Linked DNA regions of Homo sapiens: region 2 is linked to region 1. A link is a loop called in an ENCODE intact Hi-C map of the cell type or tissue named here. Cell type or tissue: CD14-positive monocyte. All regions are shown on one strand. Each heading gives the region's core, and the rest is flanking DNA. Links, peaks and the distances in the headings are about the cores only. Region 1 has its middle 140 kb from the start of LINC02458. Region 2 has its middle 140 kb from the start of DUSP6.

The links. A loop is a pair of places that touch in the nucleus more often than their neighbours do. Peaks named below come from ENCODE experiments on the same cell type or tissue, not always from the same donor. Only the 100,000 strongest peaks of a DNase experiment are listed, where the experiment ranks them.
Region 2: it touches region 1 in a loop (2.0-fold over the local background); 11 of 110 quality-filtered maps call a loop at or near these places.

Annotation. Positions count from the first base shown.
Region 1 is chr12:89,158,831-89,168,392 of GRCh38, forward strand. No RefSeq gene overlaps it. Among named protein-coding and RNA genes, the nearest start is that of LINC02458, 140 kb to the left of the region's middle. RefSeq lists an enhancer at 1,873-1,932. In CD14-positive monocyte, for the core only: no CTCF peak of the experiment used is centred there; DNase peaks (open chromatin) are centred at 1,971, 2,921, 4,101, 7,831 and 2 weaker places; H3K4me3 peaks cover 2,549 bases; H3K27ac peaks cover 7,914 bases.
Region 2 is chr12:89,211,014-89,220,575 of GRCh38, forward strand. No RefSeq gene overlaps it. Among named protein-coding and RNA genes, the nearest start is that of DUSP6, 140 kb to the right of the region's middle. In CD14-positive monocyte, for the core only: no CTCF peak of the experiment used is centred there; DNase peaks (open chromatin) are centred at 1,708 and 4,368; H3K4me3 peaks cover 519 bases; H3K27ac peaks cover 1,659 bases.

The DNA.
Region 1 (9,562 bases), core at 684-8,683:
TCACAACACTAGCAATTCTAACCAATGGTATGAATGTCATACACATTAGATCAAACAATTCAAAGGCAAACCAAAAGATTGCCAAGCAAAATGGCAAACATCGCAAAACTTGTAGGATTTCATAAGGCTAACAGTAATGTTGAAAAACGTGTTGGATCACACACACACACACACACACACACACACACACACACACACACACACACGCATAAGCCAAATAAGCTAACAGAGGTAGACCTACTGAATAATAAATAGGAAATCAGCAAGGATGCTGATGTGATAGGCATGGCAAAAAATATATATCTATATATGAATAAAAAAGGATTTTAAAAGGCCCTTAAGGGCCAGTCACGGTGGCTCATGCATGTAATTCCAGCACTTTGGGAGGCCAAGGTGGGCAAATCACTTGAGGTCAGGAGTTCGAGACCAGCCCGGCCAACATAATGCAACCCAGTCTCTACTAAAAATACAAAAATTAGCTAGGCATGGTGGTGCATACCTGTAGTCCTGGCTACTGGGGAGGCTGAGGTGGGAGTATTGCTTGAGCCCAGGAGGTTGCAATGAGCTGTGATGCCGCCATGCACTCCAGCCTGGGTGACAGAGTAAGACCCTGTCTCAAAAGAAAAAAACAAAAATAGAATGCAATTCAAGAAATCAAAAAAGTCATTGGGAAAATTAACAAAAAAAAAAGTCCCTTAAGAAAACTAACAAAGTCCTTACTTTACTTACTTCAAAAAGCACCCTCATTGTGGCCACATTGTCAAAGTCATACATATATTAAATGAGGATTTCCATATTGCTATCATATATTTTTATTCAACAATTAAGCCAAAAATGAGTGATCAGCATTTGATTCATCTGTGTTTGTTTCCTTAAAGTGCTAAGTATAATTTAACCTAATTTAAATATAATAATAAACAAATTATGAGATTTAGTTTCCCTTTGAAGATATAGGCCCAATCCCCTTTATTTTCATTATTCTTAAAATATTATAAGTGGATTCATTTTCAGGAACTTTATGTATATAAGTATTTTATGTACATAAATTTTTCTTGGGTAACGAGGAACCATTCACTGCTCCAGCCATGGTCCTTGCCCCAGAGAAGCATCTAAAAACCTGCAAGCCTGCATCATCAAGCAAGTCATAGTTGAGCTCTATGACATCAACAAGTGCAGAGGGATTCTTCTGAACCCTATGCACACATAACCATGGTTAATTAACTTAGTGCTGATGGCAGAGTTTGCCCCTTGCTTTAAATTAGGCTTTTCCTTTGATTAAAATGAAGGGCTTAGCCCACTAAATTTATTTTCCCAGGAGTAATGAAAGAACATCTGTCAAAGAAAAAAAAAGTCTTTAAGTGATGAATGCTAAGTAATGCACCTCAGGTAGCTAAAGATGCTCAGTTGAAGAGATCAACTGCAATGCTATGAGACACATATTAGCATGAGAGGATCCTGCCCGAAATTAGTCTTATACACAGATAAAATACAGCCTCCACCGCCCTAAATGTTCCAGTCCTCTCACCATAGCAAATTTGCTGAAACTCTATTGGAAAAGAACGTCTCCTTCTACCATAAGTTACAAAGCTCTCCATGGGAAATAATTTTATCTCATCCCTTTCCTCTGAGGAGCTGACCTTGTACAATATCAGGAGCCCAGATGTTTTGGAGTCAGACAGGCAGATCTTAAATCCCACCTTTGTATTTATAAGCTGTGTGATTTGGACATGTTTTCTACCCTTTCAAAGCCTCAGTTTCAATCTCTGTGATACCCAAATAATAAAAAGCTGTCTCATGGAGGCAAAGGGACTAAAAACTTAAGCAATGACTCAAGAATGCCCAATAATGTGCTTCATAGTAGACACTTAAAAAAAAAAGTTAGTTCCCATCACTTCCCCAATGCCAAGAAAGACTATGGGGAAGCATAACCCCTCTGGCACCTGGTGGGAAAGGAGGAACTGAAAGGGGATAAAGGGAGTGTAAGAGGAAATGGAGAGGGTGACACACAGACTAACTTCACCAGCACCGCCCCCATGCTCTCATTTCACCCGGGGCCAGTCTTAATCTCACATGGAAATGAGGGATAAGATATCTGCGTGTCAGACAGAAAGTACAAATTCAGTGCATCTGACTCAGAAACTTGGCAAAGATGCCGAGAGCAGATAATAAATATAATCACCCTGATTTAATTCAGATGGAGACCTCAGGGTTCGATCACTTCCAGCTGAGAGGTTCTCCTGTCATTGGAGGGAAGCCTGCTCTGACCTACCTGTGACAGTTGCTAATGGTTTTCTAAATTAGTGTCAAATATGATCTTATGAAGGAGTCATTTTTCCTTTAAGATGGTTTATGAAAGGAGTTTTCTGCCAGCACTTTGAAAAACAGAGAAATTCAACCAAAATCTGGTCAATGTTCATGTTGTTCTTCTATTTCAAGACCTGAGCACTTTCAACTACAATCAGTCAACAAATATTTATTAAGTCTGAAAATATTTGCTGTGTCAGGCACTGTGGGTGATGGAGAAGAGGTGGAGTGCATGGATTCCACTCTCAGTGAATTTTCAACCAGCCTACCTCTACAAAGTGATTGACCAATGAGACAAAACCAAAAAATCTATACTCAAGTGATAGTATACAAGAATGACCCCTGCCTCAGAGAATTGTGATGAGCTTCAAATATACCAATAGCGCAAACAGACATACGGACATGTGTGTTTCACAAATTAGTTATCCTACCCCCTAGAAAAAAAAAAAACAGAGAAATGTGAAAGCCAAGACAGCAGGGAGTCACAAAGATCAGGCTATCAACTATAGATGCTATAGAGATTTTGACAAAAAGAATGCCACTATTGACCTTTTAGAGAACTGCTTCTGGAGGGTGATGAAGATCAAAGCCAGTTAATGCAAAGAGTTAGGAAAGGGAAGCACAATTTCGCAAGTATAGCCAATAGGCGTAAATGACACATTTGAGAGGCTTGGGAAGGAGGATGAAGGGAGAAAACTGTAGCGTTTGGTGAAAGTTAGTCTGCTTATTTTTTAAGAAATGGAACTCTGTTTAAATAGCAGGTTTCTCTAGTAAGAGGGTAAAAATTAAAATGTTCTAGAACCTACCATAACTCTAACCTGATGCCAACAGGACAAGTACATGGTCTTGTGTCTCCAAGGAACTCAAAGATAGGTGGAGAAATTCTTTTACCTTTTAATCAAACAGTTCTAAAATAAAAATAAAAATAAAAACTTGCTTCCCTGGGATTTTTTAAAAAATAGCTTAGTTTATTTCATCAGCATTCTATAAAACAAAATAGAGACTGATCTGTTCTATCTGCAAAAAACACAGTTAAGGTACTTTTGACTAGGAACCTATTAATCCTTATTATATTTATTAAGAGTTTATACTTTAAGTCAATAATGACTTATTACATTGGCTTATTACAGCCCTCTTATCACCAAGTAAATGGTATAGGAAGCATAAAAATGTTAATGACAAGGCCTTTGCTCTCAGGAGGTTTTTTAACTCAATAGAGAAGACAAAAAAAATGTATAAATAACTTGCAGATAAAGGGCACTGTGACCAATTTAATAAAAGACTAAAGATATTCATTAAGAGAAGAAAAGAGAAAGAGGCTAATTCTGAACTAGAAGAGCTTAGACAGCTTCTTGGAGGAAAATGGACTTCAGTTGGGCTTTGAAGAAAGCATAAGCACTTCCAAAGCGATTCTGGTGGGGCTACACAGGGGTTGAGGGAGGTACAGTTCCTTTTGATTCCAGGCGGGAGGAGCTAATAAGCAAAGTGAAGAGTAAAAAGGATGGTCATAAACAAAACATCATAACAGTCTTGAAAGATGGTCCAAATACCCACTGTACCAAAACGGACTTCAAAACTCGAGCCCTCTAGATGGAAGATCTGTGCCTCTAGGCCTGTCTAATTCATTTCTGTGTTGTTACTCATGCCACTGTTTCCTAACTTCAATATTTCAGCTCTAGGGCCTATTTTTTTTCCCATTGTACTCATACTGCAGAAAGAGGAAATAACTCATCCAGTGGTGGGGATTTCTTAGCAGGGTTTTGAAGAGGGTTGCTGGGGGTGGCTGACTCTGCCAAAATGTTTCCTTTTTCTCTTGCTGTTTGTCAGATATTGCTGTTGAGCAACACTAGGGAGTGTCATCAACATGCAATCTCATCTGATTTATCTTCCCTTACTCACTCAGACTCAGCCCTTTGCCTCTTTTTTTTTTTCCTGGCTTATTTAGAGTTTCACAACCTCTTACCTTTAACTGCTGAATAAGTGTAAAACATGTGTGTATCTGGCATCAGATATTACAATCTCCAAGAAAAAGTATTCACAGTCAGAGATGGCTGTGGCTACCTAGTATACATCAATATTTTGCTTTGCTGTTATTTCATTTAGAAATTACATTTCCATTTTCCTCACAGATTCACATTCGAAACAATAAATTTTCAAATTTGTATTTTCCTCCAAGTCTCTCCCTTTTGAAAGGTGGATGGCTGAAATAAACATTTCTCTGAGCTCTACAGAGCTCAGAGTGTAAGTCTGTCCCAGAGAGCCATTAAAAAATTCCACACCAATAAACCACTGACGTAAATACAGGCGATGGAATATTTGGGTCTAACAGGATCCTAAAAAGGACTTTCAATCACATACACAGAGAAAATTAACTTCATTGACACATCAAAACTTTTGCAATGTCCTGGAGGCAGGGCCACCATGATTATTCTTCAACCCAACTAGCACAGACAAAGGATCTTATCGCCAAATCAGCCTGACTTCTTCGGGATCGATCAAGAAAACTCACCCTCCTCCCCCAATCTCTCTTCTCTGCACCCATCTTAATATGAAGAAAAATGGTTTGGGTTTTGAGTTGAGGATTCTAGAGCAGAATTTTAGATCTGATTGTTAAATAAATAGTTTGAGCCTAGTGAAAGATATGACTATACTAAAAATGGCTAAATAAAGCAGGTAAGAAAAACAAGGCAGCATATTGATCCTTTCAACAATGTATAGCTTTTATAGACCCTGCCATTCCATGCCAGTGTCTGGACTCACAAACTTTGGGGCAGCAAGCATTTTTAAAGCATTCAGTTGAGCTAAGAAGGACTGTATATGCATTAAAAAGTTTCTAGGACCTGTCTCCATTTCCCTGGATATACTTAACTCTACCTATTACCTTTTTATGTAAGTATCTTCTGCACACAAATACTGAAAAAGGTCAAGTTCTGGGAAGTCACCTGTTGGCTCTGTCAACATACAAAGGAAGCATCTGCTGTAAGATATTTCCTGCCTGAGGCCGTCTTTGCTTCCAAGTTTGTTGCTAAATCCCCAAAGCCTTCAATAGCACCTAGGGCCTAGCAGGAGATCAGTAAATATTTGTTGAATACTGAATGAATTCACAAATAAAAAGTGCTCATTGTTATTGATGTGCTCTCTTAATTGCCTACCTTGCCACAAACTAGACTTGCCTTAACCACTGGTCTCTATTCTTTCTGAATCCTTACCATATGTAAGGATTTGTCCGTATGGGTTCCCAAGTACTGTATCTCTAACCTCTGGAGTCTTAGTGTGAATTTGGTCCACAGGCACCAACAAGACTTGCTATCTCAGAGTTGGACTGTTCATTAAAATGACTTCAACTCTTCACTATCTGGCTTACCTTGGTTATCATAGTCCTAAATTCCAGAGCTACAGTGACACAAGTCCACATCCACATATAGCATGAGAATATAAAAGGTATAAAAGGGTAAAATTTAGTGGGGCAGGGGTGGGTGGTGGTAAGTTACTAATTGTGATAGTCTGATAGTCAGAATTCGAGATAGCTCCCAATAACCTCTGCCTCCTGATGTCCATTCCTTTATATAATCCTCCTTGAATGTGGGTTGTACTTAGTGGTCACTTCTAACAAACTGAATATGGTGAAAGTAATGGTATGTAACCTCTAATTTTGGGTATAAGAGACTATCTCTCTCTCTCTCTCTCTCTCTCTCTCTCTCTCTCTCTCTCTCTCTCTCCAGTAACCAGTGAGGAACTGAGGTCTCCCAGCAACCACCTGTGTGAAGTTGGAAGCGGCGCTCTCTCTCTCTCTCTCTCTCCAGCAACCAGTGAGGAACTGAGGTCTCCCAGCAACCACCTGTGTGAAGTTGGAAGTGGATTCCTTAGCCTCAGTCAAACCTTGAAACGACTGAAAACCTGGTCAACAGCTTGTCTAAAACCTCATGAGAGACCCTAAGCCAGACTCGCTTACCTACAGAAGCCTTTATCTGTATCTCTGAATAAATGTTTGTTATTTTAAGCTACTACATTTTGGTGTTGCTACATAGCGATAGATAACTAATATGCTAAATCAGGGATTGGCAAACACCCTCAAAGGACCAGATAGTAAATATTTTGGGATTTGCAGGCCACACAATGTCTGCTGAATGCAGGTGCATGGAGGTCTAGGCCCAAAGTCTTTTTGGGCATTAAGGGAAATTCATCTCCGTCTTTTTCTAAAGCATTCATTTTATTTTCTACCCATTCTACAGAGACTACCCATTCTACAGAAATTTCCTCAATGGAGAAAAAGGACTAAAACATTATACTTTTTCATTATTACCCTTATTTCTGCAGATATTTATCTTCCATTCAGTCCAGTCACTTGAAGACATATAGAGAACAACACAATCAGGTCACTCAACAAAAACTACCTATGTACAATGAATGAAGTGGCAACATATGAACATTTATTGTGTGTAAGTCGCCCTCAAGTAGCTAAACCATGGACAGTAAAACAGGAAAGTTATCAAGGAACATAAGAAATGTAAAACGGAATGTCATGGAAAGGTCAAGGAAGGAGAGATAGTTCAGCTGAGCAGATAGAGAAAAAGCTCAGTGCAAGAATGTGGCATTTGAAATGAGCTATGAAGAGTTAGGAGGTTGTAATGACTTAGGGGAAGGGCTTTCCAAAGACACCAGGACCAACAATAAGAATTCTTGATTTTTCAGGGAATCATAAACAGCATACAGATGTCCCTAGCCTTAGCAAACTGTAGCAGATTCAGATCTTAGACCACATGGAGTGGTGGAAAGTACATAAGCTTTGAATATAAAAAGACATGGAAACTAAGGGATGAGGTCCAGTCACAATGTGGTCACTTACTGATTTTACCTTAGAGAAATTACTTATCCTCTAGAAGCCTCAATTTAATCTTCTGTAAACATCAAGAGTGATAAAACAAATTGTCAGAGATGTTTGTATTTGTGAGCAAAAAGCATAGCTCCTGGTACACGTTATATTTTAAATAAATGCTAATTATTTTATTCATATAAAGTTTCTCCATAGCAAAGATACCAAGACCTAAATACTTCCTTATATGTAGATAAATTTCCACTTTAAGATTACTCCGCATCTAACTCCTAAATTCTCTTTCTAAAATTAACTCTGGGATTTGGAGACTAGAATAATAAAAACCTCACATGACATTTTTCCAGGAGCAAGCTACTGAAAAACTGCTAAATATAGAATATGCAAAGAAGAGGGAAATGGAAAATTATGGACATATAGGAAAATTATGGCTATAAAATTTCAAAGAAGTCACTGCAAAACTGCAAGTGCTGAAATTTCCTATAAATCTGAATTGTATTTATTTTAAGAGAAATATTTTGGAATTTTGGGTTTGAGAAACTCCTCACATTTTGGCCTACTACTTCCAATTACACTGGGACTTCACTATCAGTCCTCACACTACAGATGTGTCATTATCTAAACAATCATTTTCATTTCACAGAAATCCCAGGACTGTTTCTCTAACAATTGAGCCATAACAGTGCTGTTCCCATGGTTACCAAAAGTTCTAATTTCAGTTCCTCAATATGCATTTTATCATGTAAGATTATACAATGCTTCAGAATAGGCCACTCTTAGTTCCACATGTTCTTCTTTCTATTATTTTTCTCTAAGTTTCTCACACCCAATCTCCACTGAAACTTCCTGTTTTGCTCATTTTTTGACTAAAGTTTGTGTGCCCAACCTCTGTAGTGATCACGTTTCTATATAATAAATTCAGGGCAAAGAGGCAAAGCTAAGTAGAAGGAATTAAGCAAAGATTAGAAGAATCAGCCTCTTGTCAGTCTCCATGGCCCCATAATCATGGTGGCAAGGGAAAAACAATGTGAATCCCAGGATATGAGGTCCTTAGAGATTGAGTGTTTCCATTTTATCTGTTTGAATTTCTCAACAATACAGGAATTGCGAAGTTCACAGCTCTAGAAGTTGCTTTCTCTAGAGATTGGGGTCTTACACCAGAGTCCATAGAATGGGCTTCAGAGGAGGTCATCGAGTACCTGAAAGTATGTGTAGAGGTGTGTATGTGTGTTTGTGTGTCACTCCATGTAGCTAAGGACATTCACTTTAATAGCCTTAATCAGATTCTCAGAGACATCTAAACACCAAAGACGGTTTAGAAAAACACTTCTCTTAAACAAGATCTGTGTTTTGTGACAGGGCCCTGAAAAGCCAAGTTGTTAATAAAAATCATTTTTGTAAAATTACTATTATATCCTCATTCATCGAAGGGGCATTAAAATGTGGCAGAAAATTTTTGGAAAATTAGTACAGAAATGTGTAACAGGACCCATAATGATGTCCTTCCTCTTGGATCCAGTGATTGCACGTCAAGGAATGTATTTTTAAGAAACAAGTTAAGAAAGGTAAAAGAGTAAAGAGGTGTTCGTTTTGATATTATTAATAACCAGGGAAAATTAGAACGTAATATGAGAGACTAATTGAGCAAATAGTGTGACATCAACACAATACAACATTATAAGGCCACAACTGCAAATATTCTCTAGGAAAATAGACAATATTTATGATGAAATATTAAATCAAAAAGTAAATATGATTATGTGTAATATGAGTAAAACTGGGACAAAATATGCCAATACTTGAAAAATAATTTGCAAAATAGTTGTACTAAAGCAAAGATATTTTATGTGACTTTTTCATTTTAAAATTCTCCCAGACTTTAATATCCTATTAAATAAATGTTGAATTAGAAATAAAAGAGTGACTTCTGTTAAATGTGGCAATTTGAGCATGTTTTGATTTTCATTTCCTTCCCACACTCCACTAAAATGACACCAGAGATATGGAAAAAAGACACAAATGTACAAGGAATATGGGGACAGGGAAGGGAATGCCAGTGTGAAAATTACGGCATCTATGAAGCCAACAAATGGAGATGACTAACTTATTAAAAAGCAGAAAATTTAAACACATCAACAATGGAGTATGAAAAGGAATAAAGCTTGTTTACATCAAAGAACCCTGGAAAGTTTCAAAATCAAAGACAACTTTGACCTCTGAAAGAGGAGGTAAAGGTAAACAGACACATTTGAAAGCAACTTCTGGAGCAGAAGCCAAAAGCAGTTACCCTTACCCCTTGTCCAGCTCTGCCTCTCCTAACCTACTCAGTCAGAGAACTTCCATTCTCGACCCAACAAAAAACTACTGTGTGGAGAGACTAAAGCAGAGGGATCTCATACTACAAATCGCTGAAGTCAGAGGAACATA
Region 2 (9,562 bases), core at 452-8,451, 52 kb after region 1:
TCATCATTCCAGCTCTGTTCTCTGCTTCTCTATGTCGTAAACCTTCTGCACCATCCAAAGCAACTAGCTCATTATTTCCTAAACATTTATTGAACATTCCTGACTATTATAATTATAGGCTTTTAGAATTAAAAACAAAAAACTTAGACAACCTGACACTCAAAACAGGAGCTCTATCTATAGCTAGCTTGATAATAGGTCATTGGTCTCTGAATATTATCAAGTAACAGAGAAGGTGTTTATTGTTGGCTGTACCCATTCACATACTGACATGAGACACTTCCCGGAGAATCCCAGAGATTCTTGCAAAAGATCTTTCAAGGAGTTGGCCACATTAAACGTTTGGATACAAGGCAATAACATTCACATTAGAAAAGATACCCCATCAGCCAGGCATGTTGTAGTAATGAAAGCTGGGACTAAGAGTAAAAAAAAGCAAAATTCTGCTATCACCTCAATTCTGCTTCTGTTATCATTAGAATGCTAAGATTTCTTGGCTTGAATATCAAATTTAATATTTTTTAGATGGCAGTTCATTTTTACATTCCTCTATAACTCATGAAGAAAATAACTGTTGAAGGGACAGAAAAAAATGGAACCATGAGTTTTAAGATTGGAATCTCAGTCCTGTATTTACTACCACCTACACATGGGTTTCAGGAAGTGGCTGCCAACCAGATCCTATTACTGCTTTACACAATCTGCCTATTCTATGGCATGACACTAAATTAAATCTTGGAGAATGTACTAGGATGGAGAGGAAAAGAGCAAATAGCAATAGATCGAACACCTTGGAAATTCCAACTATTGGCCTGGCATTGTGGAGTCTTCTGGGTTCCCTGAATGGAGACTATTATTCCAGAGATTGGTAAAAACACAATACAAAAGGCTAGAGACAGGAGATAGGAGGCTACTATTGGTTCTTCCATTTTTCACAGTGCATCAGATAGTGACAACAGGATTATAATTACAAAAGCTCCCTCACTTCTTTAAAGTCCCATCTTGCTCTACCCCCTGGCTCAATGCCTGGGTGCCAAAAGCTCAGGAAGAACAAGATCAAGGCAAAATTAACAGGTGAAGTTTAACACAAAACCTTGGAACAATTATCTCCATTGAAGCCACATCAAGTGACTTTAGGAAAGCAAATCAACTACACATTTTCTTAGTACCTTTGCACAGAAGATTAAAATTAGTAGTATATCTGCTTATACCTGATGATCTTTAAATATCATTTTTGTGCTTTCCCTGTGTATTAGCATGAAAAGTTTAAGCACACTGACTTCAAAACCAGTGAACAGAGATAAGAGTCCTGACTAGAAGTCCAGGTTACTAAAATAAAGAGCTTTGTATGGTGGTTTCTCATATTGCTATTACACAATATCATGTAACAATTCTCTCCTTAAAATTTCATCCCAGGCTACTGCCTGAGATACAAGTGAAACACCAGGGTGGACCTGGGGCCGGCTCTGAGGCAACTTCTTTAGAACAGGATGTCCTCCTTCCTTTAGGTGACAGGTTACATACTGAGAGTTTTTTCATCCCTATTGAAAACATCTCATTTGCTGCCAAACTATATGTAAGGGAAAGAAGCAAGGTCTGCCCTCAAAGGCTCCTTGGAGACTGAAACCAGAGAATAGCCGGACATACACGCAGTATGAAAAGTCTAAATTAAACAATGGCTTTACAAGAGCACCTTCCCATGTGACTTTGAATCAGAGTAAAGGGAAGTTCACAAAAATCAAAGCAGTAAAAGGGATCTTTATTTGGAAAGTACTCATTAACTGGGCAAAGCCAACCTTTAGGAATTAGATCTGTGAGGAAAATCCTCCTGGCAATGAAATCAGGACTTTGAATTCTACTGGCTCATAAAATAAATAATAATATCCACTTACAGTTCTATATTACCTTTCAGTTTACAAAGTGGCTTCCCATAGATTATTTTATTTTATCTTCACAACACTCGTCTTACATAATGATGCCTGATTATTCCCTTTCATGGGTTAGGAAATTGAGGCTGGAGAAGCAGACCGGATTTCCTCAAGGTCACATAGTTATTAAGAAGCAAAGCCCAAATTGACATTTTGGTCTCCAGACCCCCATTTAGGAGCTGTTTCTTTGTTGCATCTCTAAAGTTAGTAAGCCATAATTTTATATTATCATATCTAGGTATACGTTCATTTGTAAAAGCCCCTGGTTACTTAAGATCTTGAAAAAGAGTTAGGCTAGGCTTAGAATAAGGCAGAATTTCAAGCTGTTTTATATGTTCCCTGTGACAATGGCAAGAATCCAAGGTACATTTTGAAGACAAATAAAATGAACAGTATTTTTTTTTTTGAGACAGAGTCTTGCTCTGTCACACATGCTAGAGTGCAGTAGTACAATTTCAGTTCACTGCAACCTCTGCCTCCCAGGTTCAAGTAATTCTCATGCCTCAGCCAACCAAGTATCTAGGACTACAAGCACATGCCACCACACCCAGCTAATTTTTGTATTTTTAGAAAAGACAGGGTTTCACCATGTTGGCCAGCCTGGTCTCGAACTCCCGACCTCAGGTGATCTGCCCACCTCGACCTGCCAAAATGCTGGGATTACAGGTGTGAGCCACCATGCCCAGCCCAAAATGAACAGTATTTTTGAATTTCATAATAGTAATATCAAAGGCTAAAACTACTGCACATATTAGAAGCTCTGTCAGTGGAAAAAAAATCAAATTTCCCTGATCAACTTATAAACTTGAAACAAGTTTTTTCTAGGGCTCTCTCTTCACTGAATTAAATACTATGATTTTGAATGTTGAAAATACTTGAATCTTGCTTTTAGTACACACAGTTGTAGAGTTGTGCTTTTCCTTTTTTTTTCATTGTTTATTTTTTAACTAATGTGAGCTATCTTAAAACAGAGAGCTATGGTGAAAGGGCAATGGTTAAGCAACCAGAGAGATCAGGCTTTGAACCCAGGCTCTACCTGGATGATCTGAGTAATTGATTTACTGAGAGCGTTATCTACTTAAAGGAAGCAAAACTATCATTGCTTGATTCCCACCAGAGTATGGAGGCAAGCCTGGAAAATAAGACATTTAAGAAGAAAGAAACAGTATTCTTAATTAAGGAGGGGTGCAAAATAGTGAAGACCACTGGAATTCAGCAGTTCTAATTCACTAAAGTCATTTCAATCTTTCAGGTAGCCTTTTGAAATAATCAAAATGCTATGGAAGAATGTTGTACTTTAAATGCTATGAAAGATGCTATGTTCCATAACATTTAAAGTACAACATAATGTTGTACTTTAATGCCAGTCATTGCCTGTGGCCCACAATTCATTTTCAGAAAGTCCATCCTGCTTGTACCAAGTGACACTTAGCACCCAATCTGATGGAAAAACACCCACCCAATGGAGAATCCATCCATAATTCAGCAAATCAGATTCTCTGACCTGGGTATATAGAATTTAGCATTAGCAACTGAGACAGTGAGATGAGAGTTGCTTGAAGGTGGCAGGGACACATTGACAGGTGTAGGACCAAAGTCAGGGCTGGACCCATTCAAGCAAAAGCTATGTCTAAGCAGAAGTTAAATGGAGCGGGGCAACCATGAGTAAGGTGGTAAATATGAAAAACACAATTAAGCACGTAAGAGGAGAAAAGTAGAGTCAAGAGGCTAGTAGTTCAGCAAGAGAAGAGAGTGGATTCAGGTACTGATTTTGCAGTCCCGGGGCCTTTCATGTCCTGGTTGTACTTTTTTCCCTCCAAAGTTTTCAGAGATGCCCTACTATCCTTTCAGCAAATTTTACTAAAACGTCTGAATGGCTTCCTGTCTCTTAGAAACAAAAGGCCATGAGCATAATGCTTTTTTTAATAAAGAGGCAAGACATTGATTAAATTAATAAAAATACATGCCAACAAGTCAAAGAATGAATTAAAAGCCACATGGGTGAGAGCTGGCAGAAGCAGAGAGTTGGCATGCAATCAGAGATGGGTGAGGTTCACCAGAGAGCTCTCCCAAAAGAAATGAACTGAAGCAAATTTGGAAAGAAAGAAGGTGATGTGTACAGTGAGAAAGGTATTTGGGGAAATATCTGCAAAAGATAATAAAGATCAAACCTCTGAAAGTGAGTTCAAAACCTGGCTAGTAAAATTGACTAATCTTTCAAAGAAATAAAAAATTTTAAACTAATTTTATTTCTAATGTAATATCTTCTAACCTAATGAAGATATTTTTAAATATTAAATTACATTGAAACTCATTTTCTCCAGTTGAATGAAAGTAGTTTGTTTTTACTAATTTTGATGTTTTTAAGTCCAAAATCAAGTGTGCCCTTAGTGTCTACTCAGCTGCTATCAACTTTCAGTGTGTCAAGTATTTACATATTCAAGTTCTGCTTATGAAATTGACATACGTTTCCTAGTCCATGGCTCAATTAGCAAAAAGAAGAACTGTTCTTATGATAAACATTCAACCAGTTTTAATGTTATGACTTAACAATTTAATTTTCTAATAGTTATCAAGTCTAACATTTATAACTGTTAAAACACCTTGACATAAAAAGATACATATTATTTATTTTAAATTCCAGTGTTGGCTTTGCCTCAAAAAAAAAGTATATACATTTCATATTAGGAGGATGCAATGGATTATCAAAAAAAACCATATGAGAGTCTTAGAGCCATGACCGTGTTTGACACAAGTGTTATATGTCACCAGCATGAACAGAGAGTTGACGGATCAATCAATAATTACTAGCAAAGTAAGAACAAGTGATTCTAATGTGAAGGAAAGAAAATGGATGAGAACAGCTGTTGTACAGCAGAGTCTTCCCTTTTGAGTTACCAGAAAAAATCATAAAAGCCATAGTAAAGCCCAACTGCAGCTACCAATATCTTGCTATCATTTGCAGAGGTAGTTTGAACTTATTAAGTTATGACTTCAGGTCATTCATTTGTTCCACAAATATTTATGGAGTTCCTATCATGTGCCAAGCTCTGAGTGCACACTGATGAATAAGAGGCTCTCTTTGTGGAGATTATGATCTAGGGAGGTATGGGACCTCCTACATAAAATTACTTCAGTGTGACATTCCCCAATCATGCCTCTGTGTCTTCTAATATACTGTCATTTCTCCACTGAGGACTGTCTTCCATACATAAACCACATACACAATGTGCAAGGGCACGCCCACAAGCATGCCTTCTTTAACTATTTCCAGTTCCTCAGTCTTCTGTATAAATATTACCTACACTAGGAATTTCATTCCTAATTCCCTTGCTTCTGATTTAAATGTTCCATCCTCTGTGCTCCTATATATCCTGTTAATGCCTCTATCAAAGCATGCATTGTAATGAATAATTTGTTGCTATTGTTACTTATTGTGGGCCTGCCCTATAAAGGCAGAGACCTGGATCTAGCACAATACTTGACACACAATAGGTGTCCCATAAATCTTCCTTAGATGGAAGAGCAAATGACCTATTGAGAAGCAGTGGTGGCTGATAAGCCAAAAAAGGAAACAATCTTTGACATTGAAAACATTGGTTTTAGTTTTAAAAGATTTTTATTTGTGAACAAGAAGAAAGGACTATTCATCTCACATTGTCTTAGAAGCTTGGAAACAAATTATATTTAATACTTGAGACTCTTCAGAATGTTATAGCCTGTCCTTCACCAACTCAGCACATTGATTTAACAGAAGTCCAGGAGTACAGTTAGTATTCCTTGTACTGATCTAGCACATGGCAAGCGTGTGTGCACACACACAAACACATGCTTATAGGGTACAAATCTTCTCCTTAGGTGAATTCACTGGATGTATAAATGCACACAAGGTATCACACAACAGATGTTCTACTGAGGAATTAAAAATACATAAATAAATCTTTAAATTTCAGAGGGAAAAAATCTATTTTAATAGTTTCCCAAGTATGAAATTTTAGCAGATGGTGCTAAATAACTTATCACATCTCTGGGACCTGGCTTATGCCACATCATGTTGGGCCACAGCTGAACAGCCTGGCCTCCTGATTTAAACGCAACCAAGCGATATATTTGGCATTTCTGTGACATTGAGTGAGAGGCTTTAATTCATGCCCAAGTTGCTATTACATAACCTGAACCACAAATGAGCTGAAGAAGTTATGTAGCATTCTGTCACTGTCATTAGAAAAAGTATTAGGCCCAGCGCAGAGGCTCACACTTATAATCCCAACACTTTGGGAGGCCAAGGCAAGAAGATCACTTGAGCCCAGAAGTTTAAGCCTGCAGTTAGGCGTGATCTTGTGACTGCACTCCAGCCTGGGTGACAGAGCAAGACCCAACTGAAAAAGAAAAGAAGAAAAAAAAGAAAAGAAAAAGAAGGAAAGCAGGAAGGCAGGAAAGCAAGAAGGCAGGGAGGCAGGAAGGAAGGCAGGCAGGTGGGCAGGCAGGCAGGCAGGCAGGCAAGTTCTAGTGTAGCAACTGCGAGAAGTAAGTTCTGCTTCTCCATCTTCATGGATCCTTTGCAGATTTCAAGTAATTTGGATTTGAATCATGAGTCATTAATGTGAAAGGTGCAGAGGAGACTGGGAATGTTTCTCTGTGCAGTTGAAAACTTGTAGGGGAGAGTTCAAAGCTTACAAAGCCTCCAGCAAAACTTGAGCAATGGGAAAAGGTGATGAGCTTTCTAATCCTGGGCTTCTCAGTCTATGTTCCAAAGGATCCAAATAGGACTAAGGCACAGCTTATGTCACACCCCGGAGTCTGACAACACCCAAACAAACTGATCTGTACTCTGTTCAACGGACAAACCCACTAACCATGCACTTGCAAGTCAGGGCAATGTCAAATTGCTATAAAAATGCTACATACTTACTATTTCTGTACTTTTTTTATTGCAGACAGATAACAAATAGTCCAATACTAGTCTGCAGGCCACGTTATGAGTGGCACTGGTCTGAAACTTTTGGGGTTTTTCTCCCTAATTTTAGGTTTACTACAAGGACCAAGCAAAGAAGTTGAAGGTAATTGATGATGATTTCTTCATAGTTTGTAGGCAATAGTCAGCTTATTGTACTTAGTCTAATGAATATTGAGAGCAAAAGATAGTTAACAAGGGACTAGCTTGAAAAATAGACTGCTTAGAACCCCTGAATGGGCAGTAAAGCAGACCTGCTTGTTTGCAGCAGCAGTGGCCATTTTTAAGGGTATTTATCTAGGAAATTATTAAAGAGGAGAAAACAAAAACATGCAGATCCAGTTGAGAAACCATCCTTACCAAGACGTGTGAAAGCTACAAAGATTACATCAGAAGTAAGAGGACATTTATCCTGTCTGCTGTTCGTCCCCTCTCTCTCTTTTCCTATGCCTTTAGTTTTCTAAATAAGAGGCCATAAAGAATAATTATTTAATATGGTTTGGCTCTGTGTCCCCTACCCAAATCTCACCTTGAATTGTAATAATCCCCACATGTCAAGGCGGGGACCAGGTGGAGATAATTGAATCATGGGGGCAATTTTCCCCATGCTGTTCTCATGATAGTGAGTGAGTTCTCATTTGATCTTATGGTTTTATAAGAGGCTTCCTCCTTCGATCGGCACTCATTCTATCTCCTACCGCCCTGTGAAGAGGTGCCTTCCACCAGGATTGTAAGCTTCCTGAGGCCTCCCCAGCCATGCAGAACTGTGAGACAATTAAACCTCTTAGACCAGACTAATACATTATTAATTCATAGGACTTAAAGGAATATTTATGAAGATAATAGATTTAAAGTGTTTTTTCCAGGCTGTGCTAACTCCCCCCTAAAATACCTGGGATGACATAAAAAATGACAAAAGACAAAATTTGTTATATCTCTATGAACTAAAACTGGCAGCCTGCCACAAGAATCTAATGGGGATTTCTATTCAGTCCAACAACGGGGCTGGATTTTTAAAATTCAGAGCCTACCCATGCTTCATCTGTTCAAACATAATATCTTAGCCACTTAAGAATCTGAAAAAATAACAAGTAGGAGTTCCCAGCTGATTCTCTAAGTTCTTCCTCCCGTCTCTTTTCTCTGACTTCTAGACACACAGACCTGTGTTTCCTGCTACTATTTGGGATTTTGAGGCAGCTAAAATCCATCGGCTCTTCTCTCTGCATTATCCTTCAACTATTTGGAGACCAATTAGAAGAGAAAAATAGGTGAACGTTCTAGAAATGGATGTACAGAAAGCATTCCAGCCATTTGTTTTTGGAATTGTAGATTTCCAAGTACTCTTATCTGTAGCAGGAGTTCCCAAAATAAAGTTCATAGAAGAAAGGATATTTTTAAAGATTTTGCAAATAAAGAATTTGGGGAAGAGATGCATTCCCTATCCCTGGGTGTTCAAAATGCATGTAGTAATTTTGATATTCTGCAGGAAGCAATCATGTTTAAATTTTTCCCCAGGTAAAGTTCATAGAAGAAAGGATGTTTTAGAAGATTTTGTGAACAAAGAATTTAGGGAAGAGATCCATAGCCTCTTCCTGGATGTTCAAAGTGCCTGTAACAATTTTGTGATATTCTGCAGAAAGTAATCATGTTTAAATTTTTATCCATCATTGCCTAAGTCCTTTTGCCTGGAAAATAAGTTTCTCACATAACAACTCTTAATACCTTACATAACAAGCATTTTTCAGAAAACACATCAAGAAAAGCTTGTTGAGAGAATAAAAAAGTAAGGATAAGTCCTGGTCCCTTTTCTGTGCACAAAGCTGCCCTAGATGAATGCCTGGCTGATCCTGAGAGGTGGGCAAGGAGAACTGTCCAGCAAGTACTAGTATAATCAAATTATCCTACAGTATGAATCTGAGGAGTGAATTTGTCAAGTACCAGAAGTGTCCATGAGGAAAACCTAAGTCAATCCACACACCCTGCCTGATCACAAAGACTGATTTAAAAAAGAGACTTCTCTCTGTTCTAGTATGAATAAAGAGAAAACAATTTAAAGTCTATAAATTAAGGTCTAAATAGAGGAAAGAAACATCATCTAGAGTACTCCATAGGAGATCATTTTCTAGAAATAATTCTGAGAGCCAATGTTTTATTTTATTTTATTTTTTATTTTATACTTTAAGTTCATACATATGCAGAACATGCAGGTTTGTTACATAGGTATACATGTGCAATGGTGGTTTGCTGCACCCATCAATCTATCATCTAGGTTTTAAGCCCCTTATGCATTAGGTATTTGTCCTAATGCTCACCCTCCTTTTTCCTCCTCACCCCCCAACAGGCCCTAGTGTGTGATGTTCCCCTCTCTGTGTCCATGTGTTCTCATTATTCAACTCCCACTTATGAGTGAGAACATGCGGTGTTTGGTTTTCTGTTCCTGTGTTAGTTTGCTGAGAATGATGGTTTCCAGCTTCATCCATGTTCCTGCAAAGGACATAAACTCATTCTTTTTTATGACTGCATAGTATTCCATGGTGTATAGGTGCCACATTTTCTTTATCCAGTCTATCATTGATGGGCATTGACTGGGTTGGTTCCAAGTCTTTGCTATTGTGAATAGTGCTGTAATAAACATACATGTGCATGTGTCTTTATAGTAGAATGATTTATAATCCTTTGG